2 separate regions of the Homo sapiens genome follow, and region 2 is linked to region 1. A link is an interaction called in ENCODE POLR2A ChIA-PET data of the cell type or tissue named here. Cell type or tissue: PC-9. All regions are shown on one strand.

Evidence for each region. Peaks named below come from ENCODE experiments on the same cell type or tissue, not always from the same donor. Only the 100,000 strongest peaks of a DNase experiment are listed, where the experiment ranks them.
Region 2: POLR2A ChIA-PET joins it to region 1 with 14 read pairs; 1 of 35 experiments calls an interaction of 5 or more read pairs at or near these places.

Annotation. Positions count from the first base shown.
Region 1 is chr2:235,673,840-235,678,839 of GRCh38, forward strand. All of the region lies in intron 1 of AGAP1 (ArfGAP with GTPase domain, ankyrin repeat and PH domain 1), which reads left to right. Among named protein-coding and RNA genes, the nearest start is that of TNRC17, 160 kb to the left of the region's middle. In PC-9, a CTCF peak has its summit at 2,149; DNase peaks (open chromatin) are centred at 2,022, 2,362 and 2,772; H3K4me3 peaks cover 498 bases; H3K27ac peaks cover 2,469 bases.
Region 2 is chr2:234,200,710-234,205,709 of GRCh38, forward strand. It overlaps LOC105373932 (a long non-coding RNA gene), which reads left to right. Exons shown (of 3, transcript XR_001739236.1): 1 at 1-348; 2 at 839-1,070; 3 at 1,701-1,906. Among named protein-coding and RNA genes, the nearest start is that of SPP2, 150 kb to the left of the region's middle. In PC-9, no CTCF peak of the experiment used is centred here; DNase peaks (open chromatin) are centred at 2,782 and 3,972; H3K4me3 peaks cover 543 bases; H3K27ac peaks cover 3,633 bases.

The DNA of each region.
Region 1 (5,000 bases):
CATATTCTTTAAAAGAGCTAGTAAATTTTTGAATTGGCTACAGAAATCTAAAGACTAAGTAATTATTGCATTAGTCTATTTGGCTTAGAGTTAATTGCTTAGGCAAGGTATTTCCATTAGCACAGGGAAGCAAGATGGCTGGAGTCTTATTTTAAAGCACACACAGGCTCCTACATACGTGTACCTTTGGTTTGCCTGTATTCTGAACTGAAGGCATTAAGGATGAAAGGATTGGAGCACCTACCTTTTGTAGGATGATTCTCTTGTACTGTCTGGTCCTTGTTGGAACTTGTCTATTTAGGCTCTTCCTAGTTCTTCCCTCTAATGCAGAACAGTTGCCTCGGTGAGTTCAGGGCTGCTCCCTCTGTGTAAGGCTTGCAACTGATAGCAGCAAGCCAGCAGACATTCCAGAAAGACCCTGTGTCAGATCAAGGGCAGTTTCGTGTTAACTGATACACATGTGTTAGGGCAGAGTCCGTTGACTCAAGTATAATTTAATACAAGGAAAGATCAAATAATAAATGATAAATGACATTGTAGGGGGTCCCCTTGCAGCGCATGCTCTCTGCATCCCAGTGGATGCCGTCTGGGCCGGCCCTGGAACCAGCTGTGCTGTGAGTGAAGCCCACACTGGCTATGCCCATCCAGAACATTCGGTGTCTTTAGAGTGTTCTCTTGCTGTCTGGGAGGATTGATTACAGTAATAAAGTGATTCATTGATACCTCTTACTGAGGTTAGCTTTTAAAATTAGTAATTTACAACTGATTTTTGACAGCACATTTTATGAGTGGCTTTGTTCTTTAATTTCTGATTCCCTTGATTTGTATCAGTCAATTACTGTAGGGTGATAGACTTTTTTTTTTTTTTTTTGATGGAGTCTCACTCTGTTGCCAGGCTGGAGTGCAGTGAGCGATCTCAGCTCACTGCAACCTCCCCCTCCCAGGTTCAAGCAATTCTCCTCCCTCAGCCTCCCCAGTAGCTGGGACTAGAGGCGCATGCCACCGCACCCAGCTAATTTTTGTGTTTTTAGTAGAGAGAGGGTTTCACCATGTTGGCCAGGATGGTCTCCATCTCTTGACCTCTTGATCCACCCCCCTCGGTCTGGGATTACAGGCATGAGCCACCACACCTGTGGTTTTTTTATTTTATTATTTTATTATTTTTATTTTTTAAACCATTTATATTTTTATTTTTTAAACCATTTAAAACAAACAGCCTTCAGTGGAGAACGTGAGGACACAGCAATTAAATGAAATAAAATTACTGAAACAATTTGATAAAGTTTGATTTTTAAATTTGATTTGTTACTGAAAAGGACACTTTTTGTTGGTTGGTTGGTTGGTTGGTTGGTTTTTTTTTTTTTTTTTGAGACAGAGTCTCGCTCTGTCGCCCAGGCTGGAGTGCAGTGGCGCGATCTCAGCTCACTGCAACCTCTGCCTCCCGGGTTCATGCCATGCTCCTGCCTCAGCCTCTCCGAATAGCTGGGACTACAGGTGCCCGCCACCACGCCCGGCTAATTTATTTGTATTTTTAGTAGAGACGGGGTTTCACTGTGGTCTCAATCTCCTGACCTCGTGATACACCCGCCTCAGCCTCCCAAGGTGCTGGGATTACAAGCCTGAGCGACCGCGCCTGGCCTGAAAAGGACACTAGTAAGGAAACTATGTAATTCAGTGTTTCTCATTTGAAACATTTTGAACTGATTAGTCTTTTGTTATTAGAATTGATTATCTACAGTGTTTTGTTGTTACAATTGAACATTCCTAGAGTTTGCTTGCTTTTTGTAAATTACTCCAGATAGCAATTTAGGAAACTCCTCATTATTTTTGTTTAGGGCTAAAATGATTCTCCTGGAGACAGAGCAGTTGTACTTGGGGTACAAGGAAGAGCTGTGCTGAACGTCAGCCAGGGAACCTTCTAAGTCACCGCTGTGGGCTGTGTCCTGCTGTTTATTTCCTTAGGTTGGAGCCCAAGTTTCAGCATAGGTCACCTGTTAACATCTTTCTCTTTGATAAGTCATCAAAGAGACTTGGGCTGGAATATCCTGCCACCAGGGGGAATGTTCAAAAGTACATCTGCTCCAGAGGTCCTCCAGTGTTGACAGGCACATTGTAGCAAATTATTGGGTTATACAGTTAACAAATACCTTTTGTTTGGAGCTGTAAGACCCAATTATAAAGCACTAGTAGTTTTTGTCTTTTTAATGCATTAACAAACATATATTGCATGTTTATGGTGTGTTCTGCATTCACTAGGCAGTGGAAGCTGGAGCTAACTAGAGCACAGTTCCTGTCTTCAGAGGTCAGTAGCATACTGGAGGAGATGGAAAAGATTGAATGAATCACAGCCTCATGGGGTACTTGAGGGATGATATGACTATTTCTCTGCATAGCATATCTCCATTAGAGCACTAGTCCACTGTGTAACAATAACCTTGCATACATGCCTGCCACTTCTAACTAGTGAGTCCTTCCTGGGCATGAAGCACGTATCATTCCTCTGTGTACTGCAGAGTTGTAGACACTGTGCTTGACACATAGATTTTAGTAAATGTTTATGGGTGGAACTAATGAGAGAACTAGAAGAGGGAGTGAATTGAATGTTCTTGAGTTAATGGGAAGGAGTTAATGAAGGCCTCACAGAGGGGCAAATGAGCTGGATCTTGTAGGATCTGTAGGAGTTTACCAGGTAGAGAAGAGTGACTCCACCAGCAAGGTGTTTGGGATTTCTATAGTTAATTGTTAAGAATTTATTCCTGTTCCCCAGATCCTTATGACTAATGCCAACACTAAACATAAAACAGGATGTTACTCTTTCTACAATGAGCTTTGGTGTTTTTGTTTTTGAAAAATATTTTCGGTATATGGTTTTTGTTTCTGATAGGAATTCTCCTTTAGGCTATTGTCAATTTGTTTTCCTGTAATGATTTGAAACAATTATATTAACTTAAAATGATGTCACAATGAGTGAAATAATGAAAAAAAGTTATAGTTATTGAGGGTAGTCTCATGATGAGATAAAGTGCATACAGCTGCACTCATGTCGCCAGGTGATTAAGAACAGAATTGGTATTAAGGTCAACGGATTAGCAAAAAGGGAGGAGATTATTGTCTTTTCATTATTTTGAAAGAAGTACCATCTGCCCTTGATTGTTTTGGTTTAGGTTTTATTCAGCCCAAATTAGAATCCGCTGTGGTGTTGATTGTTCCTTGTTGGTGATAGCCCTAGAACTGTGTTTCCCATCGTTGATACTTGCATTCACGTTTGCTAGTTCTCTCTTCTCCTGTGAAGACATGAACGTAGCTGCTCCTTTAATTACATTTAGCTAGTTTTAATTCAGAGATGGCTATTGGCCCTTTGTTTTCTTACCATCTTTTATTGTGTTCATTTTCCTAGTTGATTTTTAATGGTGACATCACTAACAGCTCTAAAGACTCAAAGCTTACCAGACAGCACGCTTCCCTGGGTCAGAAGATGAGAGTCCTCTCCTCTCTCATTCAGTACCAGGGTGTACCAGTGAGAGGCTTGTGAAGGGATTGTTTCGGCGACTCCTTATCTAAGAAATGAAGATAATTTTTATGAGGTGCATTTTGGTCTGTGGGAGTGGAAGGGAAAATGACGGTTTCTTTCCTATACTGTCCTTTGTTTGGAATGGTGAAAATGTTTTGAATCTGTTTCTGGTGTGATCGTTAGGTCCAAGATTTCACGTGACGTTGTGTGCCGGGTGTTGTGGTCAACACACAGGAATGCTCCTTTATTCTCTGTACGGCCTTTGGGTGCATCATTTGAGTGGATGTTCATTTGCTTGAGACGATTGTCAGAGGGAATCTTGTGTGCCCTTTGCTCTCTGTGCCTGTCATTGCGAGGGTTTCTTTGAGCCGGTCTGCTGACCGTCAGGCACTTGAGATTGACTCGGTGAACAATGCCGCCAGCCTTTCTGATGCGGCTCCTGCCCTCTCTGACTCCTACACAGGATCAGAATCACTCAGATATCACTTCTGTTGGTGGAGGCGAGAGAAGAATATTTATCCAGTTTCTGCCTTTCTGCCCCCATTAGCTCTTTACCAAAAAAAAAAAAAAAAAAAAAAAAAAAAAAAAAAAAAAAAAAAAAAAAAAAGCAAAACCAGTTATTCTGTGAAAATATGCAAAGCAGAGTTTTGGCCTTGAGGATGCGTATTTGTGACTTGCTTTCCTGTACAGTAAGTGCTGCCGCCTCAGGAGCGGGCGCAGTCGCTTATGGTGCCGGTGAGCCTGCGCGGCGCTGGCTTTTGCTCCTCTGGTGCCAATGCAGCTCGTTGACAGCTCCAAGATATTTGGATATCTCACTCTTCCGGCTATTTCAGCTGCCAAACTAGAATCCCAACCTTCTGAGAGTCTGTTCTCTTTTGGATTTGTTCATAGATGTCTATTCTCTCCTGATCTGGTTCATGAACACTCTGGAAGCCAAGTTCATTGAAGACACTCTGGATGTGTAATTTGGAAGAGGAGACTGGAGCATGGAGGCTTTGTTCCTAGTATTAGAGAAACACATAGAAAGGACACAGTGTCTAGCGCTGGTTAAGGAAACTTAAAGGAAAAAGATTGGGGCTCAGAATTAGGAAGTAATTTCTCACAAGCATAGCCATTCTGCTTTGGAAGAAGCTGGCTTCTCCTATCACTGGAGGCACCCAGACTCGGGCTGGCGAGGGATTGTTAGGACGGGGGCTGTGTGTGTTGTTGCTGGTAGAATTGATGGACTTCAAGTCCCATCCTAGTTTTCAAGGTCTAGAGTCCTTTCAGGATCTAGGATTTGATTTTTGTACCTGGTCTTCTCTCAGGGGGTAGTTTTCTCCCAGGCTTAAAGGAAGATATTTGTCTGGAGTTTCTTTGGACTGTCCTCCTGCCTGCCTGCCTCCCTCCCGCCCCCACCTTGGGATCCTGGTATATTCTGCCGGCTCACCTGAGACGTAGTAAGAGTTCTGCCTGTCAGCTGCAAGGTGCTGGGTGGAAGGTCCCTGCT
Region 2 (5,000 bases), 1.5 Mb before region 1:
GCGAGAAATGTAGACCTGAGAATCCCCAGGTCCTTAGAGGCCTGTGGAGGTCCTCTGATTCTAGAATTTACTTCCTTTCGCCCCAGAAGTAAGTGTTAGGAAGGAAAACTTCAGAGCAGTGTGAAAGAAGGAAATGGGGGACCCTACTTATTTGGGGGCCATGGAAGTCAGCAGCTCTGAGAGGGGAGCTGAGCATGAGGAGCAAGGGGAGCAAGGGGAGACATGAGCATGAGTAGAAGTGGCCAATTGCAGCACAGAATAAGGGCAGGATGAGGGTTGGCAGGGACCTTCAGGGGAACTGGTGCCAGGCACCGAAGGTATGAGAGCCTCTGACCAGCTGGGAAACAGGTAAGAACAAATGGGAATGTGGTGTTCTTCCCAGTATCTGCTCCCTTTACCATGTAGCTTCTCAGTGCTCACCCACAATGGGCAGGGAAACTTCCCCACATCTTTATGATGGGCTGAACCCTGTGATTTGCTTTGGCCAAGGGGGTTGTTAGCCCACTTGATGCAGCAGGCACGAGTGTGCATATGTGTTTCTGCTTGTACCTGTGTACTTCTGCCACTTCCCAAGGATATGTATGACCAGCTGGCCTACCAGTGTTAGGAGGAGGACAGACCCACAGTGCAGAGCCACCCCACTGAAGCTGAGTCCAGGCTAGCTGACCCCAGCCAACCCACAGACCCAGGAGCTACCTAAACACCTACAGCTGCATGTCGTGGTGGGTTGGTATTCTGAATGAAGGCTGTAGATATCTCATACACAGCAAACTGGGCTGGAGTGGGGCCAATGTTGTCCTCCAAGGCACTTCAAGTCCTATTGCACGAATTGTATCAGTTTCTAGAAATTTCCAACACTGGCAGAAACCAAGATACTGGCTTGGGGTAAAAGAAAGAAAGCCCAGTAGGACCCAAGGAAGAGGAAACTGGTAAGCTATGGAAAGGCCATCAAGATCTATCCACGTGGAATAGGAATCAGTGAATTCATCTCAACAAAGAAACCAGGGAGTAAACCAGGAGTCTGTGACATCCACATGCAGGAAGCCTGTGACATCACCTGAAATAGCAAGGTGGGCACTGAAGGAAGACCAATACTTCAAGGCCTGTATGTGCCCTGGGGGATGCCTGGCACCCTGGAGGGAATCTCATTCATTGGAACAACACTGATTCTGATCATACCGCCCTTTGGAACAGGTATACACTGCATACTGCAAAGGATGTGAGCCTTGGCACCCGAGAAGTGACAAGGGCTAGAGCAGACTGAGATTGGTCATGTAGTATGTGTGTGCAGCCTAACAGGTCTCAACTCTCAGTCCTTCCACTCATCCTGGCAATAGGCACAAACATCAACACTGTATAGATCAGGACACAGGTTCATGTAGATCTGGTGATTTACTCTGGGTGATGCAAACAGAAACAGGCAGGACCAAGGTCCAAACCCATCCTGAACCTGAATTTTGCCCTCTTTAAAGAAGAGCCCGACATACATTATAACTACCTAAACCCTATCTTCCTGGCCATTATGGGCCTTGATTTTAGCCACTAAGAACATCCAGTTAATTGCTTCTATTTTTATTCTATGCTCACAAAGTAATCTTGCATTTATATATTGTTTTCTTATATAGACTTGTTAATGGGATGACCATAAATGTATTCAACTTTATGAAATTCATTCCTTGGTTCTCATTGTAAATTTGTAGGTTGGCATTCTCAAGCAATTTCCAGGATTTGCTGAATTTAGCTAGAAGGAGACTGGGCAGCTCTGGGTGTGCTGACCAATCAAAATTCTGGACATGGGGGAGACCCCAAATAATGGGAAACCACCCAAGTACTGCTGTTCAGCAAGACTTTGAGGTGAACTTCCTGGACAACATTTCCGAGACTTCAGGTCCTCCAACTGCAGGATGCAATGGTAAGACTGGACTGAAGGTCTTGCTTTTAGAGGGTGTGTTCTTAAATTTCACTTTGTCTTCTCAGGTTAATAGTACCATGCTTTTGTAATCTATTAATACTTTCTGCTGTCATTAGCTACCAATGCTAAGGGTAAAAATCAAACTATGGGATACTGATAGAATATTTATTTATTTATTTATTTATTTATTTATTTATTTATTTGAGACAGGGTCTTTCTCTGTCACCCAGGCTGGAATACAGTGGTGCAATCACAGCTCCCTGCAGCTTTGAACTCCTGGGTTCAAGCAATCCTCTTGCCTCAGTCGCCCAGGTTACTGGAGCTACAGGTGCACACCACGATGCCTGGCTAATTCTTTTATCTTTTGTAGAAACAGGGTCTTCTTTTGTGGGCCAGGCTAGTCTCAAACTCCTGACCTCAAGTGATCCTCCCGCCTCAGCCCCTCAAAGTGCTAGGATTACAGGTGTGAGCCATTGAGCCCTGTCTAGAATTTTAAAAAAGCAATTCGTAGTATCGCAGTTACAAATCTCAAGACTGAAACTCCTAGATCCGTGTGTGTGGCAGCCTGGTGCCGTCTGTGTGGCAGCTTGGTGCTGTCTGTGCAGTTGAAATAGCCTTGACAGCCTTGAGCCCGTGCTTGGTGGAACTCCTGCTGATGCAGTGTGAAGACACACTTCTTGTGTCTGGAACACACGTCTCAAGTGTAAATCCTCTGTTCCAAACAAGTTTGAATACGTTTTGTTTTATTTTGTTGGCTACTAATTCAAACACTTGTCCTGTGTTAATAGCCAGTGATTAATTTCGGGTTCTTTTTCATGTGGGAATTACTCAAAGCTCCTCTCAAAACTATGCTGCATTCATCAGCGTGACTCATCTTTTTCCATTTCCAGAGCAAACAGCAGGGACTATCCAGTCTGTACTTCAGGAAATGAGCGAGAGTGAAGTAAGCTGGCAAACGACTGCTATTTCTCTTCTTTTGAGTTTGAAATGAAAGGTTTTTTTTCCAGTATAAGATTATTCTTAGGCTGGGTGCAGTGTGTGCCTGTAAGCCCAGCACTTTGGGAGGCCAAGATGGGAGGATCACTTGAGCCCAAGAGTTTGCAATCAGCCTGGGCAATATAGTGAGATGCCCCCGTCTCTAAAAAAATAATTTAAAAAAATTAGCCAGGCCTGGTGGCGCATGCCTGTGGTCCCAGCTACTTGGGAGGCCAAGGTGGGAGGATTGCTTGAGCCTAGGAGGTAGAGGTTGCAGTGAGCTGTTGTTGTGCCACTGCCCTCCTGCCTGGATTACAGATAAAGACCTTGTCTCAAAAAAACCAAGAAACAAAAAACAAAAAACACCCTACTTTTTTATTTAAAAAATGTTTTACTTATTATAGTAACATAAAGAAACAAACATACATAAGAAGCATATAGTGGGATTGATTTTCCCAATGTGAACCCACTGGTGTAATCAGCACTCAGAGAGAGAATCAAAATATTAGCAGCACCCTAGAAGCCCCTGTAGGCCCCAATTTCTAAATTCATAGATGAGTTTGTCCATCCCTGAAGTTTTATATCAATGGATCACATGCTATATACTCTTTGGTCTGGGTGTTTTTTTTTTTTTTTTTAATTGCTGTTAGGTTTGTGCATTGTATCCATATTGTTGTTCAGCAATTGCTTGTTTCTTTTCATTGCTGTATAGTATTCATAACAATCCACAGTTTATTTACTGGATACTGTTAATTCTGTCCTTCATGATTAATGATGTGAACCCCCACTTTCAAGTACTTATCAGCCAATTATTCAATAACTTTTGTTCATTTTTCTACTAGATTTTTTCCTTCGGCTTAATTTTTTAATTTCTGTCTTTTATATTTTTTTAATTTTTAATTTTGAAAAAATGTTAATCTACAAAAAAGTTGCTAGAATTTCCTACTGAATACTCATAGATCTTTTCATCTAGATTCATCAGTTGTTAACCATTAATCATGTTTGTTGTATTTTTCTCTCCATCTCTCTATATATTAACTTTTTTGTGAATCATTGAGAATGAATCATGTTGATATCATGTTCCCCAGTCAATATTCACCGAAATTCTTATCTGGAGTAATTATTACTATGGTGGTTGCAAAATCAACTCTATTTTGCCTTCTACATTTATGAGTTGCCATTCTACTGTAAAATGTTTGCCACATTTGTTGTATTTTTCTGTCTACCTACCTATGTACTGATCAGCTTTTTTCTGAATCACTGAGAGTAAGCTGTAGACACCATGACCCTTTGTTGCTGAATACTTAAGTATATCTTGAATACAAAGACATTTTCTTTCAAAATTACTATATCAAATCCAAGAAATTTAACATTTTTATATTAATATTATATCACATATTATCATAAAAATTTGGCAATTATCTCAATAATGTCTCTGGAATAGCATTTTCTCCTAATGTGGTATCACATGCTGCATTTTCTCCTAATGTGGCATCACATGTTGCATTTTCTCGTAATGTGCTATCACATGCTGCATTTAGTTTTCACATCTGTTTAGTCTTCTCTAATCTGAAATAGGTTCTTAGCCTTTTTTGTTTTTTTATGATATTGACATTTTTTAAGAATATAGCATATTCATGTTGTAGAAAGTGCTCTAATTTGGCTATTTCTGGTTTCTTCTCTGAGACTAAATTAAAGGTACTTATTTTCTCAGAGTATTTCATAATTGAGGCTGTGTCCACGTCTCAATGCATCACTTCAGAAAGCTTGTGACATCATTCTGATCATTCAGACAGAGAGGTGTCAACTAGATTTCTCCATTAAAAAGATTCATTTTCTTTCCATGTAATTAATACATAATTGATTGGGAGATTAACACCATGTTGATATCATATTTCCCAGTAAAGATTCACCCAAATTCTTGCCTGAAGTAATTATTAATATAGTGGTTATAAAAATGGCAATTTTCAACTCATCATGCCTTTTATGTGTACTAGTTGTCATTCTACTATAAAAAATGTTTTACTTTTATTTATTCATTAATTTATATGTTTAGTACAGTATGGACTCCTGTTTTCACTTTATATTCATTATGTTTTTATTCACTTTTGTT